Regions from separate parts of the Homo sapiens genome. Here region 1 is linked to region 2. Evidence: chromatin loops called from intact Hi-C (ENCODE). Cell type or tissue: PC-3. All regions are shown on one strand. Links, peaks and the distances in the headings refer to the core of each region. The heading gives the core; the rest is flanking DNA. Region 1 overlaps MAGI2 (membrane associated guanylate kinase, WW and PDZ domain containing 2). Region 2 overlaps MAGI2 (membrane associated guanylate kinase, WW and PDZ domain containing 2).

What was found. A loop is a pair of places that touch in the nucleus more often than their neighbours do. Peaks named below come from ENCODE experiments on the same cell type or tissue, not always from the same donor. Only the 100,000 strongest peaks of a DNase experiment are listed, where the experiment ranks them.
Region 1: a loop joins it to region 2, with 20 times the contacts of the local background. A loop is called at or near these places in 3 of 110 quality-filtered maps.

What each region holds. Positions count from the first base shown.
Region 1 is chr7:78,585,355-78,590,746 of GRCh38, forward strand. All of the region lies in intron 3 of MAGI2 (membrane associated guanylate kinase, WW and PDZ domain containing 2), which reads right to left. Among named protein-coding and RNA genes, the nearest start is that of MAGI2-AS2, 420 kb to the right of the region's middle. In PC-3, for the core only: a CTCF peak has its summit at 2,283 (motif pointing right); a DNase peak (open chromatin) is centred at 2,297.
Region 2 is chr7:79,279,299-79,284,690 of GRCh38, forward strand. All of the region lies in intron 1 of MAGI2 (membrane associated guanylate kinase, WW and PDZ domain containing 2), which reads right to left. Among named protein-coding and RNA genes, the nearest start is that of MAGI2-AS3, 170 kb to the right of the region's middle. In PC-3, for the core only: a CTCF peak has its summit at 2,958 (motif pointing left); DNase peaks (open chromatin) are centred at 2,963 and 4,123; H3K4me3 peaks cover 1,374 bases; H3K27ac peaks cover 1,897 bases.

The sequences.
Region 1 (5,392 bases), core at 302-5,301, 690 kb before region 2:
CAAATAGGCACTGACCATCATACTCAGGTATCTGAAGGTTCCAGTGCAATAGTGACTGTACCCAGGAAGAACTGCAGTCTCTACCTGAGACTGAGATGAGATAAGGTGTCTCTGCCTGATACGTAGTTGAAAGTGGAAATGGCAGCAGCATAGGAACCGGGGGGACTGTGGCACCTAGTGAAAGAAGAAGGGGTATTTAAAACCAGTGGCAATGTGCAGCTGAGAGAGCAGCACCTGTGAAGGGTGGCTGGTGGCTGGTAGTGCCATGGCAGCTGGAAGACAAACAGCAAAGGCAATGGCAGTGATAACAAGAGGTGCCCAGGGGAAGCAATGGCAGCATTATGTCTAGCAGGCACCCTATAGCTGACTTCACTGGTTGGAGAGCATAGATGTGACACCACATATCAGAAATACTTTGGGAAGGGAATGGGAATACATGAAAGGGAACTGAGAGGGTGGGGTTACTTTACAGTCTTGCATGATCAGATGTAAGCAACTGCTAACTTCATGAAGATGATCACCTTTATGGAGATCACGTAGATGAACCCCAGAGAATGGCAAGTCTGGGAAATCTGAACCAGTAATCAATACACCACAGGAGCTCAATTCGTGATAACATTCTGTCTCCTTTACCCTCTCCTTTCTATTTTAGGTAGACAAAGTAGACTCATATACTGGCTGTATTACCTGCATTAAATGATGACCGAGTGCACCAAATTGTATAATCATGGTTGTCTTTCTCAACCTGTTACCTGATTAGCAAAATGGGAATAGCGTAGCGTGCTCTACAGCTGAGAGATTGCGTAAGTAGATCATTGTTGCAACACTTGCACATCTTCAGCATTCAGCAATGTTAGTTTCCTCCCTCTCTGGATAACTGAAGAACTCTATGCAATTAGTGTCTCAGAACTGACAAGGAAGGAACTTTGGCTAGCTTAGCTGTGATAACTAGAAAAGTAGAAAAGACTGTGGACTTAGAGCAGGAGTTCCAGCTAAGAGTCCCCCCCAAACACCCCCACCCATAACATCTAAGAATTTATTTGATCCTTTCAAATAACTGTGATTCTCTCCCTATGATTAACATTTTATATAAGAAGAAGAAAAGGCTCAAAGTTTTAACATGGGTAAATTCAAGTCTGGGCAATAAGGCAGACTGAACTAACACAATCTGTTATGTTCTTCTCTCCTGCCCAACTTCCACCTTTTTTTCAGATGATAAAATATGCATAACAAAGAATTTGCCATATTGTTTTTAAGTATACTATTCAGTGACATTAAGTACACTCCCATTGTTGTGCAACCATCACCACCACCCATCTCCAGAACCTTCTTCATCTTCCCAGACTCAAACTATACGAATCAAACCAGAACTCTCCATTCTTCTCTCCCTGCAGTCCTCACAACCACCCTTCTATATTCTGTCTATGAATCTGACCACTCTACGTAGTTGACATAAGTAGAATCATACAGTATTTGTCCTTTTGTGACTCGCCTTTTTCACTAAGTATAATGTCTTCAATGTTCATCCATGTTGTAGCATTTTTCAGAATTTCCTTACTTTTTTAAGGCTGAACAATATTCCATTGTATGTATATACCACATTTTGTTTATCTGTTCATTCACTGATGAACATTTGGGTTGCTTCCACCTTTTGGCTATTGTAAATAATGCTGCTATGAACACGGGGGTTTTACAAATGTCTCTTCAAAATCCTGCTTTCAATTTTTTTGGGTATATACCCAGAAGTGAAATTGCTGGATTGTTTGACAGTTCTATTTTTGATATTTTGAGGAACCACTATACTGTTTTCCATAGCAGCTGCACCATTTTATATTCTCACCAGAAATGTACAAGAGTTCCAACTTCTCCATACCCTCACCTTATTATTTTTCCTTTCCTTATCCCCCCTTTTTTTCTCTTTTGATAATAGTCACCCTAATGGGTGTTCTGGCTAAGAATTTTTACCAGGGCTTTCATCACTGTCTAATGAGGAGTGAGGGGAAGCTACCAAAGAATCACAGAGCACTTACAGCTATTTGTTGTTTGCAAATTGCTAGTTATATTTAAGTTAACTTATTCATCTAAATGCAGTTCATTAAAAAAAAGTGGTTCATTTTGTCCTATTTGTCTGTAGATTTCCAGTTAATAGTATCTGTTTCAGTTATTGTTTTTTAAAAAGGTATCTGAAGTGGATATATTTTTCTGGATTGCATTTGCAAACAAAATTTAATCACTTTATACAGTCCAACTGAGTGTTTCTGAGGTGGGACAACCCAACCAGTAGATGACGCTCGTGCCATTTGATTACATTTTACTGGCTAATGTCATGTATCATCCTCCACATTTTGTCTGGATTTCAACTGTAGAGAGCAAATACTCGGCCGTAGCACATAAAACCTTTCTCCAACCTTAAATCATAAGAATATGGTAAATTCAAGGCAATTTTACCAACAAATATGACATCTCTTCTTATAAAGATTCAGAATTTATAATCGTATGTTCATAAAGGTATAAATAAAATGGGTATTCATTACATTGGTTACAGATGAACAAAATGGAATTTAAAAGAATTACAAGATGGATGTCTTGAAGACCTCCAGAAAGCATAGTGAAGTGTCCTCTGGTAATGTCACATTCCAGAATGCCAGCTGTTTACTGGCTGTGTGTGACTCTAGACAAGGAATCTTTGTGAAACTTTTTGGGAAAAAAAGTAAAGTAGGGAATACAATGCATATCCTCTAATGATGAAATAAAACATTGCTGAACAACATCGAGTGTCACAGGCCTCCCAGAATAGGTGCTTGTTCAACGTTAGCCCTCTTTTCTCTCCACCCGACACTTTATCATCTTTGTTATGTGACAATTAACTGGAGGAAGATTTCATCTCAATTATCGTATTTCTTCCCTTTTCATTTTCTTTGGCACAGAAAAATTTAATGTTTACCTTCAAAGCATGAATTGGTGTGTATGTGTATGGGTTCTCCCCAGGAGACAATTTAATATAATTAATAACTTCAAAATCATTTGGGTGATGTGAAATATGCATAGTTATTACAAGCCAGTGTGTGGCAGGGGGAGGGGTAGATGGCTGTTCAGTAGGAGGCAGAGGCAGATAACATATGTGCAAATGGAAGTTAGAAACCAGGCAACCTTCCGAGAGTGAAGGCTGCCAAGTCAGTCTCAAACAACTTGCACCACTCAGGTGCATTCATGCCCAACCCAGAGAGGACTGTGGGCTTGGTGCAGATGACTGGCTGAGCTCCTATCAGAGCCTCTTACTTCCAGCTTCAGGCATTTGTGGAATAGCAATGTAGGTGTGCTGGCTGTGAATAAACTTGGGTTTTGAGCAGCCACATTAACAAGCTAGAATCAACAGGGAGAATTTGCCATAATAAAGCACTTTCCCAGTTGTCACATTGTACTTTTTAAAGTGGCAAGTTTTTCCCAGTGTGCTCCAAATGTGATCAGATTTACAAACAGCTGATTAAAAAGATAGGATTTTAGAGCTGAAAAGCACCTCCGAATTCATCTAATACACTATCTTCATTTTACAAATAAAGAAATAGAGGTTCAAGGGGAGAAATGACTTGCCCACTGTCAGGAACTGAACAAGTAGGAATTCCCAAGCTTCTTAACTATCAGGAAAGGGCTCAGTCCAGAAGGCCACACCAGTGATTTCTTAAACCAGGATTCCTATGTGGTTTATCTCAAAAAGAATTGCTATTGTATTCCCAAACTCCTAGCCTATCACAGAGCTGTTTCCTGATAATTTTACGGTCTGGCCATAAATGTTTTGAAGTAGATACTCAAAAATTCACCAAGCAAATCTACGTTTCATCATCATCATCATCACCATCACCACCATCATGTTTCACACTTACACGGTGCTGATTATGTGGCAGGCACTAACTAATGTAAGAATTTTACATAAATTAACTCACAAAACCCCAGTGAGGGAGGTACCATTCTCAATATCTTGCAGATAAACTGAACACAGAGAAGCTAAACAGCTTGTCCAGAATGTACATGGTTGATAAGTGATGGATTTGGGATTTGGACCCAGCCAGCCTGGCTCTGGAGTCTATGCACATAACTGCTATGCCATATTTCCTCTCAAACAACTGCTATCCTATATTACCACTCCACTCTATGATTAGGATGAGGAGATTTTCCTGATGGTCATATTAAGATAATTTGTTGAATCTGCTTTCCGACCCTAATTCCGTGAGTGAGAGGTGTGGCAGGGAAGAATAGAGCCCCAAAGATACCAGGTGTGATCTACACTTGATCTTAGCCAAAAGGCCGAGAAGCAATACCAGGTGTGATCTAAATTGCATTGCAAATGCTCCATGCACGTAGCCATGGTAGAAAGGGTACATGTCAAATTTGCTGGGGTTTTATTACACTTCAAGAAATATAGCATTCTTTGATTACTTTAAATATAGGTCTTCAATATGGAAAGAGTAATGCAGTCTAAGTAAAACTGAGCAGTTACTTCAAGTCAGGTACAACAAGCAGGTTATTATTTCAAAAATGACATTTTAATTACCACCAGGAGGCCATTAGAAATGCATTCTGGCAGTTTGCTTGGTTCCTTTGGAAAGATAATATTGACAAACTGCTATGAAACTGGAGTTCAGAAAACAGTGTAAATTGAGATCAGGAATAAAACAAACATTTGCTTGTGTACCCTAAAGCAATGATGAACAATTTAAAGAGAGAAGACAAAGTTGAAATTATATTTTTCTTTCTTAGGGAGAGGCAGAAGAGGGAGTAGTTTTGCAGGAAGACTGTTGTGTTCCTAAATTTATTACCTATGTGAATTACTTGATGTATTTAGCATAGCAATTTGAAGCTTCAGCCATCCAAGCACAAGTCACTGAGGAGCTGAGTGCCCTGGAACGCTAATTCTGCCTTCTTCTCCATGCTAGGAGATTGGCTTCTTGTGACCTCTGGTGTGGAGGGTTTCAAAAGAACAGTTTGGTCCTGGAGCTGATCTCCAGTCTCATCAAGGATGACTGGCATAACTCCAGGAGCTTGGGTCATCTTTACAAATTCCACAGCTTTGTCCCTTGGTGATCCCAGGACATTGGGAAAATTTTTCACATTTAGCTTCAGGCATTTGCGGAATAGCAATGTAGGTGTGCTGGCTGTGAATAAACTAAAATATAAAAACCTAAAACATAAAAGGGAAAGACCAGATAAGTACACCTAAAAATCAATGCTCCTATTGCTTATCATGGTTGGTTTTCCTTATAACTAAAATCAGTACAAATGCTTTTTGCTAGTCACGTGGGTTGTCACTGCAGAAGCCACAGGAAAACCATTCAAGCCACTTACCTTTTCTCTCTTTCCTCTAGGAAATACCTTTTGTATTGGTCTGTGTGGTACT
Region 2 (5,392 bases), core at 301-5,300:
CTGCCAACCCACTCCTTTCTGAAGGAACCAAGCCCCTATGCCTTCCTGATTTTTATCCATCACCCAAAATGACAATCATACTCCCTATTGTCATTACTAAGCAAGAGAAATACATGTGTAGCCTGGACAGAGCCCTAGAAGAGACGTGGGGACTGCTGTGTGTCACTGCAAACCAAGCCACCCTTCCTCTGAAAGGATATAATCAATTTGTCAAAAGTGGGTTATGGCTGGGTGGTGGCTCACGCCTGTAATCCCAGCACTTTGAAAGGCCCAAGTGGGAGAATCACTTGAGCCCAGGAGGTCAAACCTGCAGTGAGCCCTGATTGAGCTACGGCACTCCAGCCTCGGCAACAGAGCAAGACCCGATCTCAAAGAAGTGGATTATTTTGAACATTATTGTCCTCCAGTAGGGCATCTGTTTTTCTCACTAAGTAAGTCAATAGTCCTTTCAAGCCAAAAAAGCACATTTGATTTAACTTCTTCAGTTCAAATTACGTGACATTTACCATAACATAAAATTTACAATGTTTGCAGCTTAATTTGTCACAAAACTAATTTTTAATGAGAAAATATTAGAAGGCAGTGATTTAAGCTTTACTAAAGATATCAACAGTGTCAAATAAATGCAACCAATATTATAATTAAAGTGATGACATTGAATGCATATATTTCTATCTGTAGTCTGGAATATAAAGGAAACTAGGAGGAGGTCTTTTTTATTTATTTATTTTTTATTTTTTTAGCATCACCTAAAATAATCAACCAATGTTGAGCAATTTCTGTAGATTTAGTACATAGCTACATGATGTAGGATGTTCAAAAATATAATAAGTCTTGGTCTCTGTGTTAAAAGCAGAGTTAGGAAGATACAGAGGCACATGTGAACATTTAACATGACCTAACAGAGATGACGTAGAGAAGACTTTCTGGGAGCACTGGGGATTTATCTATTCTTTGTAGAGATTTGATCAGACACTTGTAAAGGACAATGAGAGGGCAAAGCAAAGATAACAGTTGGAAAAAGGAAGTGTGTGAGTTGGAAGAATAACTTGACAACCAGGTGGTAGGGTTGATATTGTATGTAGGAGATATAAAGATACCTATCCAAGTCCAATGGAATCTAGGATGTAAGAGGTATCAAAAAGTCCTTGTAAAGGGAAAATATAACAGATGACAGGAAGTTTTCGGAAGATTTTCCATGTAGCATGTATTGGAAGTCAGGGAGTAAGGGAATAAGATTACTTGTTGGGAAATTGATGCAGCAATACATTTTTTTAAATTTATTTAACACAAACTGGTGGCAAAAGATGACTCAAGAAGACACAATAAAGAATAAAACAAGGTTTGGGTCTGGGAGCCATGACTTATGCCTGTAACCCCAGTATTTTGGAAGGCAGATGGGGAGGATCACTTGCAGCCAGCTAAGACCAGCCTAAGGAACACGGCAAGATCACACCTCTACACAAATTTTACAAACATAGCCAGGCATGGTGGTGCGAACCTGTAGTCCTAGCTACTTGGTAGGTTGAGGTAGGAGGATAGCTTGATCTCAGGAGTTCAAGGCTGCAGTGAGCTATGATCATGCCACCATACTCCAGCCTGGGTGACAGAGCAAGACTCTGTCTCTGAAAAAAAAAAAAAAAAAAAAAAAAAAAAAAAAAAAAAAAGAATGATATAAGGTTTGCCTGCAGAATGAATTTTCCAAGGGAGCATAACCTAACTGTTTCAAATAAGTGACATGTCTGTCTAGAGAGTCACTTGGGAGTCATCCACATAAACATGACCAGAGAATATGAAATGCATGAGCTGAAAGAAGATAACATGTACTGACCATGAAAATGCTGATAACCAAGAGTTAGGCATAGATAATGTTCAAGAAGTTAAATTATCAGGGACTACATACATTTTCCAGAAAAGTAATTCTTAAACTTTGGTGTGCATGAGAACCATGTGAAGGCTGGATATTCATAATGCAGAGTCAATAGATCTAGGGTTGAAGCTAGAAATCTGAATATTAACCAGTAGCTCCTGGTGATGCTGCTGCCAGTAATCCTGAGACAATTCTGGGACACACACTGAGAGATATTTGTAAAATAAGAAAAAAGCTGGCTTTGATGTACAACTTTATGATGCTTTTATATCTGAAAAGCGATCTTTATGTTTTTCATACAGTCTGCTTGATGCTGCTATTACATATTAAAAACAAAGCCAAAACAAAGTAAAACACTAAGTTTAGAAGAAAAAAAAGAGAGGGCAAAAGTCTGCAATACTACAAAAAAAATAGAGCATAAGAAAAATTGCTGAGTCATCACTGCATATTAAGAGGTGGACATTTTACTGCAGACATCTTTCAAAGGACGTCTGGGTAAAATGAAGTTATGGAAAAAGTAGATTTATCTTTATTGCTATACTAAATCAGAATGCTTGATGTGTTCCAAATATAGTTATCTTCAATAGATCCATGGCAGTATCATTTCAGCTAGTCATATTCTTGCAAGTTTTACATACTATATAACTTCTTCACTCTATAATATGAAACAGAGTTAGAGAATTGTCTAAATCTTGAAAGAATATTTAAAAATTAATCAGCTTCCCACTTTTAATTGAAAATTATACTATATATATAACTTTTATCATTCCTGTGAGATTTTTACCTTTTCATGATTCCTACCAATTATTTCCACTATAAATCTTTTCATGGATGAATATTACAGAATTTTATAGAAATTTAGAAATCTGTGTGAAGAAAAGGGATCAATGAAAAGATCTCTTTCCAATAAAATGACTAATAACAGCTCTAGAGATATTTAATACAATTAATCCCTCTGAAAATTTTATGTGAAAATTTCCAAGTTTAACAGCATTCGTCTCATTAAGCAACCCATATTTCATTAGGTATATACAGCACTTGTGAGGCATTGTAAAATCTTACAACTCCAGTTCCCTCTGGTGGCAGAACATTCAAAATTAGACTGTCAGCAACTGAAGAGAGCTGCGGCAGGCTTGCTTGCGTTTATAGCCTCCAGATGAGAATTACAAACGGTTTTTACTTGCGGGCTGTGATGGCTTTGGAAATAGCTTCTCATCTACATCCTTGGAGCAAATAACTGCTGCTGAGGATGGAGAAGAAACGAAGCTGATTTTATACTGTTGTTTTTGTTGTTGTTTTCTGCAGGAAAAAAGTTAGAGAGTTAATGAAGCTTAAGAACATATCTGCAGGTGATTTGGAAAATAATTTTCAAATTAATGTATCTACTACATCTTTTAAGCCAAGACATAACAAAAAGCAGAGAAAAGAACAAAAGAAGACAAGGGAATAGAAAAAAATCATAAGGAGGAGAACCCTTACTGTGCTCATTAGAAGAGTCTCTCAGGCATGAAAGAAACGTTGGGCAAGGTGGCTTAAAGACCTGGCATTCAGAAAGATGATCTTATATAGATAAAAGTTTTATTTTAATGTATTTTTAAAACCAAGGGTATTTCAGGCAAATTGAGGCAGTTGAGTTTCCAGAAATCTAAGTACATTGTAGAGGTTTAACAGCTAGTTGAGCAGTAGAATGAGGATTCAACTACAAACTTCTGACTAGAAGTTAATTTTTTGATATATAACACTTTACAAATGTAGATCTAAAGCTGGGAAGGACAAAAGGCAATTCTAGGTTACTGCACTCTAAGAGGCATATGCTTGAAAGAATGCCAGATGTGATCAAATGGCTGAACATGTTCTATTTTCTGTAACATGAAGCTTAAATATGCTACTGATTTTTGTAATCCTAGTGAAATGCAGCCTCTTAAATATAATCATATGTGCTTTTGCTTTTGAATCTTGAAGCCAAGAAATCTGTAGGATTATGTTCCCTCAGGGTTCAGAAATTTTAAGAATCCAAGAGGATAGGGCTTAACTTTAAACTCTTTCTAATACACAGATTTTAAAAGTCATTTGGAGGTGTAAATGTCACAGAGGACATATAAATGCATGAAACATTGACATTTTTTAAAAAATGATAAGCCCTCAGATTTCAATTTCTCAAACAATAATAAAGCAGAAAGCATTCTTTGCGTGTCCAAGTGGTGACTATGATTTATTTAAGTTTGCATAGCATTCATTGCTTTGTAACTACCTAACAACCATTACTCACTTCCACTCCTTTATCTTCATTACTAATGGAATCTAGATTTTGTTTACCATCCTCTGAGGGACCTTAATCTTCAGAGAGGATAGGCACCAGCACCAGTAATGACTGACCAAATCCGATCATGGTAGTCTAATTCCTTCTACTAGTAATTAGTTCAGGTGGAATATGTGATGCAATTATGGCCAATAAGACAAGAGAGGAAGTCTGCTAAGAGGCTCTGGGAAAATTTCTTTGTTCTTAAACATATACATAAAGAAAGGTTTTGACTTCTTAATGGAACTACCTAATTTTGCACTTCTTATTATCTATTAATACATATGCTTGCTGTTTAGATTATTTTAGTTGTTTCTTTGGCTACTTCCATGCAAAAGCATGCTACCTGATATACATTCATGTGCTGCATAATCAATTTTCAGTCAACAATGGATCACACAGATCAGAAGGTGGTCCCATAAGGTTATAATACCATATTTTTACTGTATCTTTGTATCTTTATCTATATTAGATACACAAATACTTATTATTGTGTTATAATGGCCCATTGTATTCAGTACAGTAACATGCTATATAGGTTTGTAGCCTAGGTGCAATAGGTTATATCACATAGCCTAAGTGTGTAGTAGGTTGTATGATCTGGGTTTGTGTAAGTGCACTTGATGATGTTCACACAATAATGAAATCACCTAATGATGCATTTTTTCAGAACGAATCCTGTCCTTAAGCAACACATGCTGTGATTTGTCTCTGAGCTTTTACATTTTATGATAGGGTCAGCCATAGGGTAAAAGTTAGGTTGAAGTAGGCCAGGATAGTCTTTATCAGTCTCCTCCATGATAGCTGGAATCTTCAGAGCCCAACTCATTCCCATAATAAATCCATAGGCCCTTACTGCACACTTACAAATGGACATCCATGTGTCAAAAGCCACAGGGCATATCCTCTACCCTCTTATGTAGCTCCTAATATGGGACTTCAATTGGTCTGGCATGGTCCTGGGCACCCCACTAGACCACATATCACATACTTTTAATAGTTACTGCATATGCTGGCCTCTTCCAATTTTTCATCCTCCTACTCATGACTTATTTTCTTAGAATTCTCTTTCTCTATTGAAAAATGGTGATAGATACAATGAGAGCATTAAATCATAATGAAAATATTATTCCTTTCCAAATAGTTAAAATTATTCGATTTCAATAGGTTATCTTTGAGAACTTAGCTCTGATTTAAGAAGATCAATAGTTTCAATTAATGTT